2 separate regions of the Homo sapiens genome follow, and region 1 is linked to region 2. The links are chromatin contacts, found by Hi-C or POLR2A ChIA-PET in ENCODE. All regions are on one chromosome and are shown on one strand. The core of a region is the stretch at or near the end of the contact, and the rest is flanking DNA. Distances in the headings are between cores, read along the strand shown.

Region 1 (5,268 bases), core at 370-2,869, 48 kb before region 2:
TTCTTTAACTCATCCAGATGGCTCTGCCCAGTTGAGGAGGAGCCCAGGCCTGGCGCCACCACCCTGTGGTGGGCTGGGTCAGCACATTGAGGGCCAGGGCAAACCGCAAGCTCTGGATGGGTCTTGCTGGCAGCCTCCTCCTCCAAGGATGGGGCCTGAGAGGCTCACAGAGAGCTGGGGCTCTTTGGAGAGGGGGGCACCCTGGTTCTTGGGCCACTTGCGGGTACACATGAGGAAGGAATGTACACACATCAGATACCAAAGCAGGGAGATGCAAGCCCGGAACCAGTCTCTTTGTCCATGACAAGGACCCTCGGGAAGGCTGCCTGACATATTTAGTCCGGAAGGCAGTAATTTGAGGGGCCATGGCTCAGCTCTAACTGCCCTGAGCTCAGCCATTTGCATCAGAAAGAAATTGACTCTTTGTAATCAATAGAGGGCTTAAAGAGGGTGGTCAACCACTATGGCTGGTGGGCAGGACAGGGAGTGGGCCCTCTGGAGCAAACAGGGCTCTCGTTACCATTCCATTCCAAGCTATCCCATTACTGAAGGGAACGATTCAACAGCAAATATGAACTCAATTCCAAATCCCAGTGCCAAGGCAAATGGCCAGTCCCAGCGGCCTTTTTCTTTAGTAATGAACTCCAGGCCTCTGGCCTTGACTTTGGAAGTGACTTGACTTACCATGGAAGCCAGCAGAGAGTAGCTGGGAAAAGTTCAGAGTTAAAGTCAGAAGATCTGGATTCAAATTCCAGCCCTGCTCTTCAATGGCTGTGTAATATTTGGCAGTTACCTCTATCGAACTTCAGTTTCTTCATTTGTAAAACAATTTGAAAAGACTATTAAGTTCCGTTAGGCCAGAAACCACGCCCATTCTATTCATTGCTGAAGTCCCCACACCCAGCCCAGTGCCTGGCACCTTCTGAATCTATAATCAACATTTTTAATTGAATAAGACTAGGGAAAATTCATTGCACAGTTAATTTACATAAATCCATTCATTTGCATTCAGTAAAAAGCAAAGAGAGAGAAAGAAAAATAACAATTTAAAATAATGATTTAATTAGTACTGAAGATGTTGCTTGATAATCCACTCCAGGCATCTGTGCCCCAGAGTAATACCAAAGCCAGATATGCGGAGTTGCTCTTCTCTAACTTCCTGTTTGTGAGAATCTTGTACTGAACCCATAAAGGTATACTTCAATATTGCACTGTAGAATATATGCTCTCACTAAATAATATGCAATGTGTTACTATATCCATCCCACATAATTTACAAGTATTACTGCATTTGGCTGTAATCCGAAAACTTTTTAAACTCTACTTTATGGATGATTTATAGGAGGTTCCAGGGACATTTCGATTATACCCAATTTTTGCTTTAGATTTGACCTCGACAGCCTTACCCTGCAGCATTTGGGTTATGTCACAGGGTCACTGCAAGTGAACCGGAATGTAACTATTGTGATCTAGAAACACTAGATAAAAATAGCTGGTATCCTGCTCAGTGCTTTTCTGCACAGCTACTTAGCCTGGTCAAGGTCAAGAGGCTTGATTACAACCCAGACCTCTTGACTGCCGGCTTGAGTGCTGGCAGGCACAACACGATTTCCCTCAACAAAAACTTGTTGAGTAATTATTAGGCACTCAGCAAAGTGCCAGCCACACAGTGTTGTGTGAGAGAAATATAAGGCAGAAAGCACTGGCCACCAAACGCTCAATGATTTGCACAGACGAAATAAGCACCCAGCTGGCCCCAAAGTATGCAAACCTTGGCATTCTACCTGAAGGCGGAGGCAGCTACTGGGGAGCCTGAGGTGGAGAAGCAGTCATACACATGCGGTATCACCCACCAGTCCTTGCTACCAAGACCCATTTCTTCCCTACCCTAAACTGCCTGTTAACTGTTGAATTTTTTTTCCCAATTCAAAGCTTTCTTGTTTCCATTTTATTTCACTGTGTTTCAAATGAAGAAAGGAAATACAAGGTGACTTTTGCCTTTCATATTCTAACCACATCCCACTCCATGTCCTCTACTGCCCAGGAAGTCCCTCCAGACACAACCAGCAAGGCAGAGGAGGTATGTACAATCCTACATTCATCAATGAAGTGCTACAGTGAACAGAGAAGGGGACATGGACTGAGGTCACCAGGAAAACCTCCATGGGAAGGTCAGAGTTACAGAAAGGCCTAAGATGAACTTGACCTTGAGAAGCAGACTATGAATTATATCTGTTGATTCTTCTTGTGCCACATCCATTCACCCTCATTCTCATAATAGGATCCTGATACCCTTTGGGGAAAGACCCCATTGCATGGCCCTAAGAATGAGCAGGGAACCCAGGCATGGAAAATCATGGGAATCTCATCCCCTTGACTACTGTGATTAGCTCATGGATGAACATGTTTGTGTCCCAAGATGGCCTAATCAGTCCCATCCCCAGGACTATTGCAAAAGAAGCAATCTCTTTCTATAAAGTTGCTAACCTGGTAGCCTGAAGCAGCCAGGGACAGATCATCCAGTGCCTGCCTGAAACTGAAGCCAATAAGGAAGAAAACATAGTCTAGACATGGAGAAATGGACAAAACCAGGTCCTAGAAAAATCACTGGAATCCCTGAATCCAGCAATACCTGACTTTGATGTCAAATGGTCCTGGATTTTTAAGTTACATTTTACTCAATAACTGTAGCTTGGGGATTGCTTTTTGCGGTTTTGCTTTTTGCTTAAAGCCAGTCCAAATTGGGTTTCTTTCATTTGCGGTGGAAAGAGCCCTAACAAATTGACTCATAAAAAAGAGAAATGGCGGAACAAACATGGAGAACAGCAAGAGCAAGGACCTAGGGACAAGGGTATGGGTCTTTTTCTCAAGCATATACATTGAGAATCATAGAAGATAAGAGGCCAGGGAGCATATTATGAAAATATCATGTGATAGGAAGAGGCATTTGGACTTCCCCTGAACTTTTGAGAAGCAAAATCCAGAGCTGAAATCAGGAAAATACATGCCTAGACCCAAAGGTATCTCATGAACTGGCTGGTCCAGTTGCTGTTCCTCTCACTCAGGGAAACATCTGCCACATGCCAGATGCTGTACATCTGTGGTTAGCATTGTTCCTTTAAAGAATAACACAGATTCTTCTCCAGGCGAGCCAAACATTTTCATTAGCTGTGGTCAGGGAGGGAATCAGGCTCCTTCAGATGAGTTTCAGCTGACACACTCCTGTGGGGCACGTCTTTCAGGGAAGCTGATTCATCTTCAGTCGGTCAGCTGTGAGGGATGCACACCTGTGTCCTAGGATGACTTTGAGGGAGTGGGGGACAAAAGACCTTGCTGGGCTTCAGCTGCCTCTGCAGATGCTCTTACACTGGGGCTGACACAAGTGCAGCCACGCCCAGCGGGTAGCCAGCAGTAGGGTTGTTCAGCTCCTAGGAACCCCCACTGAGGGCTCTTCCTCTGAGTTCTGTCCCAACCAACAGCTGGAGTTGGGGAGACTGACATCTGGGCTTGATTTGATGCCCCACTTATCCTCCTCTCAGACGTCCACACACTACATTCTTCAACCATTGCAGAATGCAAGTTGCTCGAAGTTACTTTGATGGTCAGGGCTCAAACAGGGATAGAGGTGCAATCACATCATGCCTATATTTGACAAGAGAATTCTGCTCCATGTGCTGAGAGAGACAGAAAACAAAACAGACTGAAAGAGAACAATATAATGGGCATGGACTGAGTGACCTGAACTTCCATCCCACTCACAGGGCAGATGCTATAGTGAGTATGAGATGGTGTGTGTGAATCTGTGGTTCTCACGGTTAAGTCTCGGTTCCTGCAAGCCTCTCGCTGCATCAGTAGCTTGCCTGGCTGAGTATACTGTCGTGTTGTTTAATGATGGGGATACATTCTGAGAAATGGGGCGTTTGGCACACTCATCGCCATGCATATATGATAGAGTGCACTTACACAAACCTAGATGGTAGAGCCTACTACATACCTAGGCTGTATGGTCTAGCCTATTGCTCCCAGGCTGCTAATCTGTATAGCATGTGACGGTACCAAATGCTGTAGGCAATTGTACACAATGAGAAGTATTTGTGTATCTAAACATATTTAAACATAGAAAAGGTACTGCAAAAATACGGTATTATAATCTTATGGGACAATCATCATACATGCGGTTTGTTGTTGACCCAGACATTGTTATCCCCCACATGACTGTGTTTATCAAAATAAGTAGAACTAGCTGTTGGAACAAACAATGCCAAAATCTAAGTGGCATAACACAATAAAAGCTGATAGTCTGCCCCCTCTTACACTGTGAAGTGAATTCAGAGGCTCTTCTTGGTGGCTGTGCTCTGAGCAGTACTCAGAGGACCCAAGACCTTCCATCTGCGACACTGCCCTATCAAACACCCTGGAAGGGGATGAGAGCTGCCGCTCATCAGATTCCCCAGAAGCAGACTTTGAGATGGAGGTCAGAGTGCAGGACTTTCATTAGGGAGTTCTTTGGGGATTAATGCTTGTGGAAGGGAGATAAGGATGCAAAACTGGGTAGAGGGAAAGGTTGAGTTGCCACGCAATCCCCCAAAATGGTTTCTTCCAGCTCTCTGGGAACTATGGAGCTAGGTGGCCTTTCACAGTTGTTCTGAGTCAGAGCCAGGTGATGATGCCATTAAACCTTTATGTTGATAAGTCATTGGATGCAGAAGAGGACCATCTTCCAGCAGCACTCCCTACAAATGAGGAAATAACTTTTTCATCACTAAAGGGAGACCCAGGTGACCATCAAAGCATCCACCACAAGAGTACTGGAGGAGGGGTTGACCATCTTGTAGTAAATAATTTAGGCTTGGTAGTTCATGCCATCACTGTCACAACTACTACTCTGCTATTGCACATGAAAACAGCCATAGGCTGTATGTAAATCAATGAGCGTGACAATGTTACAATAAAACTTTATTTACAAAAACAGGCAGTGGGTCATAGTTTGCCAGCTTCTGAACTATAGGATCACGGAAGTATTTAAGGACAAGCCTAGAAGTGACTTTGATCATTCCTATCCATATTCCATTGGCCAGAGCCCAGTCACCCAGCCCCAGTTTAACTGCAAAAGGAAAGGAAATCTTTCTGTGAGTCCCAGAAGAAAACAAATGGAATTTGTGAGCATCCAGCCAGACTATGCCACAGTGTGATTCTTGTGTTGAAATCCATTTTTTCAATGTGATAGAGCCCTGAAATATATTACACATTTTTACATATCTATTACTA
Region 2 (6,018 bases), core at 2,561-5,060:
ATTTTGCCTTTTCCTTAAGTTAATTTGGTATGGGTGTTTTGTTTTGCTTTTCCGTCATTTATATCAGAAAGAGTGCTAATACACTCCCCATAAAATATGATCTGACTGGATGTTTTGGTACCATTTGTTCAGGTGGGCCACTGCAAGGCAGCACTCTCCCACGTTACCCCACACTCACATGTGGCAGGTCTTCCTTGCTGCCCTCATCTTCTGGCTGCCTGACCCTCAGCTGCCAGACAGCATGGGTGACCTCACTCCTGCAGACCCCTGCAGAGCACAATGACCATGCCATAGTGTTTAGGGCAGGAGAACCACAGTTGGGGCCACTTTGCTGAAGTCTAGCCCAGGCACCTTTAAACTGACAAATACAGTTATCTAAGGGAAAGTGAGCAGACAGTGCAGGGCAGGTTCAGCAAGAGGGAGTTGTTGAAGTTTTCCTGTTGCCCTGACAGGCAGCTTCCAAAGCTGGTTCTGCATGTCCAGCATTTGCTCCAGAGAGAGATGCAGCTTGTCTGCCTTGGCTCATCTGTGTGTCAAGGGGAGGGTTGGGAAGGAAGAGTAAGCACTGATATCCACAGACAAAGAGAAGTGAAGTTGGCTTGCATTTGATGTATCCAAGCCCTGTGACATGCCACTGAGGGTACCGGCTCCTGGGGTAATGCACATTCCTACGTGTTTGTTTGACAGCCCAGCACTAGGGTCACCATGTCACTGCCCCAGCCTTGTTAGTGACAGCACATCTGGGAAAAAAAAAAAACAGACCTTGATGGCATTTCCTTCCGCTTTGACCTGTGAGGGGCTTTCACAGACGTCAACTCATCTGAGTCTCACACTGAGCACGAGGGCATGAGGGGACAGGGCAGGGGTGAGTCTCTCCCATGTTTTATGTGAGGAGACTGAGGTTGAGAGAAATTAAATCACTTTTGCAAAGCCATATTGGAAGCCCTGGGCCTTACTTCCCCTGCTTTGGCTTTTCCCAGTTGTGTCTCACCTTGACCATCTGATCCACCCACTCCCAAAATCCATGAAGGCCAAAGCAGTCCCTGCATTATCTTGCCCAGCCCTGGAATGAGGCAGGAATTTCATCAATACACACACAAGCAAGCCACCCCAACACACATGTATTCATACACACATACATCTACTCACAGGCATGTAGACTCATTCACGTATTCACATGTTATACCTGCATGTGTATGCTGTACATTCAAGCATACAGGCTTAACACAAACGCATATGCAAATATTCATGCATACACATAGCATGAAGACACACACACACATACACACACACACGGTGGAGTCAATACCCTGCCACCCTCCTTAGGCAAGTTCACAATACTCCTAGAACTGATGCCTGGATTCCTCCATTGAGCCGAGCCATCCAGTCTGCAACACCCCCCAGATTCCAGCAATCTCATCCAAGATCAAGATCTGAATTTTTCTTTAGTTATATTCTCTCACGGATGCTCCAGAGCTATAGTACTGTCACAACAGCCGAAATAAAATCTGTCACTAACATATGTAGAAATTCAATAAACAGGAGTTGTGATCTGGTGAAAGACTATGGGACTCGTTCACTGATACCAAAGCCAGACAAGGAGAGCACGCAAATAAAAAAACCATAGTCCAGCTTCACCAAACCAATGCAAAATAGTTCACTGTTACCAAACCAATGCAAAACTCCAAATAAATATTGACAGGTCAGATTAGAAAACTATAGTCCAACTTCACCAAACCAATGCAAAATTCCAAATAAATATTGACAGGTTACATTTAGAAAACTACAGTCCATCTTTACCAAACTAATGCAAAATTCCAAATAAATATTAACAGATAAGATTTAGAAAACCGTAGTCCATCTTCACCAAACTAATGCAAAATTCAAAATAAATATTGACAGGTCAGATTTAGAAAACCATAGTCCATCTTCACCAAACTAATGCAGAACTCCAAATAAATATTAACAGGTCAGATTTAGAAAACTATAGTCCATCTTTATCAAACTAATGCAAAATTCCAAATAAATATTCGCAGGTAAGATTTCAGAAACCATAGTCCATCTTCACCAAACTAATGAAAATTCCAAATAAATATTAACAGATCAGATTTAGGAGCATAATCAAAGAAATACGAGAATCATGAAGTAAGGCATCTATTTAATTCACTACATTAATTCAGTCAAAAATATTTAGCATTATTTGAACACTTACTTTTTGCCAATATAGTATTGGCTTCTGTATAGAACAATGGAACAGAATAAATGATTAATATAACTAAGCCTATATATATACATATATCAAAATGGATATATATATAAATGGAAGAGGAGATTTCAGAAATAGACCCATAATAATAATAATGGTGACCATTTAAATTAGAAGAGAAAGGAAAGACTATCCAATACATGGTATTGACAAGACTGCCCTCTTACAAAAGAAAAAATAAAATTAGATCCTACTCCACACCATTCAAAACAATAAATCCCAGATGCACTAGAGTTCAACATAGAAACCAAAACTACGAAGTATGCTCCATAACAAATGAATTCAGACACAACATGACCAGTGGCTGGCAATTAGTTCTCATCTTCAACAGCTCGATAACACTGACCCCACACTTTAAGTGACAAAGTATGTTTTGGGTTTCACTTCTAGCATTACGGTGTGATTTTTAGCATTCTAGAAGAAAGCATAGGAGAATGTTTTTACAACCTTGAGACAGGGAGAAGACCTTCCTAAGCAAGACACAAAATGCAGTAGCTGTAACAAGAAAGATTGACAGATGTGAACTACATCAGAATCAAGTCCTGTCAAATTAAAACCAGCAAGTGAAGTTAAAAAGTAAAACACTGTACACAATCCAAACATTTTTCAATAGATAAATCATTAATACCTGATTACATTAACACCTGATTATAATAATTAAACTTGATTACATAATTTATCATACAATCATTTTACAGACTCTTAAATAGTGGTTACAAAGAATGATGCAAAGTTACATGTACTGGTATGAAAAAGTCTCCACGACATAGAGCTACATGTCAAAAATGAGTCACAAAACTGGTTAAATAGATAGGTAGATAGATAGATTAGATAGGTAGATAGATAGATATGTAGACAAACAGAGAAAGAGAGAAAGAGAGAGAGAGAGATGATAGATATAGATCCCATTCCTTTTTTAAAAGTGTTTAAAAATTATGAAGCTTCATAGAAAATGAACTATACTCATAATGAACTGTTAATGGTGATTATATTTAAGGAGGAGAATGGAGTCAATAGATGAGGGATGAATTTAACTTTTCACTCTATATGCTTATGAATTGTTGAGTTTTGACAAAGAGAATGTATTCATGGATTTCTTTGTGTGATATATAAAAGGCAAAACCATAACATTTGGAATTAGACTGTTCAGCTGCCAGCCCGGCTCAAGTGTTTATTAGCTTCCTAACCTGCAGCAATTTGCCTATCAAAATAAGGCAAGAACACCTACCTCATAAACATTGTATGAGCAATGAATAAAGTAAGTTAAAACTACTGCTTATTGAGCACCCACTGTATACCAGGTTTTTAAAATGCACTATTGCCTTTTAAATACACTATTCTACTGAACTACAGTGTAGTAAAAGCCTTGTAAGGTTGCTATAGCGTTTTGCATGTCAGGAAACTGAAACCCAGAGAAGTGAAGTAAACGGCCCAAGATCACAGGGCTGGTAAGTAGCAGAGCTAGCATGAGACCTGTGTCTTTTCTGCTCTAAGACCAGTGCCAGTTCCTCCCATGTTCACCACTCCAGGTCCTTTTATTTTTTGCTAAGAGGAGTGGTGCTTACACTGGGCTTAGGCAACACCCCAGAATAAACCTCAGATCAGCTGCACTACAGCCCCCAGCCTAGACCCTGCAGAAAGGGGAGCAGGAATTACTGACTCAAAGCCGCAGTCGATTACTCACAGACGACGTATGCAAGCTCCCATCTCCCACTTCCTCTGAAATAGATAACAACAGCTATTTTAGCCTGAAATGCCACTGGCATAAACGCATGAAAAGTCGTAAATCTGGAATGATAAAAACTCATTGTAAAATAGCAGTCAGGGATTTGGATGATAAAACCCCATACCCTGCTCCAGCCAGCTGGGACCCCCACTCTGGAGACGCCCAGCCAAAGAAGGGAGAAGAAAAAAGGGGGACATAGGGGAGATCAGTACCATATACAGTAGGAGGCTAATCAGAACTTTCCTTGCCGGAAGCTGAACAGACATTTAACACCAGGAATGGCTAACTGCATATTTTGAATTGTTTACAGCAGTGTACACAGTCTGATTTCTCTCTGTCGACTCCAAATTTTCATGAAATCCGATATACCTACAAATACTGACTAACCCTTTTAAAAGGGCTATTATGTGCTAGGAACTGTTCTAGGATTTTCCACAAATTAATCCATCTAATTCTTACAATAACTCAATTATTATTCCAATTCCCCAGATGAGGAAACTGAGGCACAGACCAGTTTGGTAAGTTGCCCAAGGTCCCAAAGCTAGTAGTAAGTGACAGGCCCAGGCAGTGTGACTTCAGAGTCCTCACTGTTCACCATCATTCCATATTTCCTCTCAAATATTTGGCATGGGGATAGGAGGGGGATGCATCAAAATCAAAGAAGGGGCTGAAAGTCAGGTCTGGGTTGACGTAGTGCAGATAGGTTAGTCTCAAGCAGAAAAGGACCCTGAGAATGTCAAGAATACTCAGAAATCTAGAGAAGAGGTCAGGCGCAGTTGCTCATGCCTATAATCCCAGCACTTTGGGAGGCCAAGGCGGGTGGATCACCTGAGGTCACGAGTTCGAGACCAACCTGGCCAACATGGTAAAATCCCAGCTCTACTAAAAAAACACAAAAATTAGCTGGGCAGATGGCATGCACCTGTAGTCCCAGATACTTGGGAGGCTGAGGCAGGAGAATCACTTGAACCCTGGAGGTGGAGGTTGCAGTGAGCTGGGATCGCACCACTGCACTCCAGCATGGGTGACAGAGCGAGATGCCATCTCAAAAAAAAAGAAACCTGGAGAAGAGAGTCGAACTGCTGAGGGGATGGAATGAGGTTTCAAGTCAATCTGATCTGGATCTCAAGGGTTCTGGAGCCATTGTATGGGTTATGTTTCTGAAAGACTTTACCACTTTCCCTCCCTCAGATCTCTCTTGGTGGTCAGTCCTAATGTGTGCTGGGTGTGGCATCCTCAAGTCCCTTGGCAGCTGGGCCCCTCCCTTTCAGTGCCTCTTTTAGGGCTCAGTTCTATTATACCTTTGTCCTTACTTGGTTGTGTTAGGATTTAAAGGGATTAATCTCACCTCTGCCTCACTGCCCCCAGGGCACATCTAAAATTATAAATACAGAAGTCCGATGGAGGATAAACTATCACCTATAATCTTGGTACTGCTTAATTAGAGGACACAGCCGACTTCCCCTGGTTAAATAGGTTCTTGCAACTTTTCCCTAAATCCAGCCCAAAGTTCTTCGGTGGAAATTTCTGTGATGATGAAAATGTCCCATATCTGATCCCAAGGTGTTTACACCTTGGCAGGAGGCTAGAGTTGCAGGAGAATACAGGGCCTGCACTCTGCACTCTAGAGGGTGCCATTTGCTCCCTGTCTGCAAATGCACTCCTGGAGTTTTGCAGTGCACCACCTGAGCAGCTGTCTATGGGAGCTCTGGAAGAAAGCCTACATCCTGCAGACAGGCCAAACTGAAAGGAGAAAGAGAGGAAGAGGTGAACATCAATCAGATTAAGCTCTCCTCATCCCTTGAGGGAAGATCCAGCAAGAAAAAAGTAGGAAGTGCATTACTTCCAAATTCTTTACCTCCTGGAAAGTGGGGCAAAATTTCCTCATGAAAACATGAGAATAGGGGAAGAAATTTCTCCTAAAGAACTGTCTGGGTCAAAGCACCCAGCTACTAGTTGGCTGGAGGGAAGATTCCTCTCCACACTACAACATACCCAACACCCCCACCCCACCACCACCACCACC

Evidence for each region. A loop is a pair of places that touch in the nucleus more often than their neighbours do. ChIA-PET counts read pairs that join two places held with the same protein, here RNA polymerase II (POLR2A). Pooled maps may share reads with other maps.
Region 1: POLR2A ChIA-PET joins it to region 2 with 12 read pairs in AG04450. The contact joins two enhancer-like sites. A Hi-C loop is called at or near these places in 2 of 168 maps with a recorded cell type or tissue (IMR-90 and heart left ventricle) and 1 of 50 pooled maps. POLR2A ChIA-PET finds 5 or more read pairs at or near these places in 4 of 52 experiments (AG04449, AG04450, OCI-LY7 and 1 more).

The regions. Positions count from the first base shown.
Region 1 is chr12:105,980,637-105,985,904 of GRCh38, forward strand. No RefSeq gene overlaps it. Among named protein-coding and RNA genes, the nearest start is that of NUAK1, 160 kb to the right of the region's middle. Within about 2 kb of position 1,620, at least 3 of the 41 ENCODE cell types and tissues checked have a DNase peak (open chromatin) inside an H3K27ac peak, as active enhancers do.
Region 2 is chr12:106,026,706-106,032,723 of GRCh38, forward strand. No RefSeq gene overlaps it. Among named protein-coding and RNA genes, the nearest start is that of NUAK1, 110 kb to the right of the region's middle. Within about 2 kb of position 3,811, at least 7 of the 41 ENCODE cell types and tissues checked have a DNase peak (open chromatin) inside an H3K27ac peak, as active enhancers do.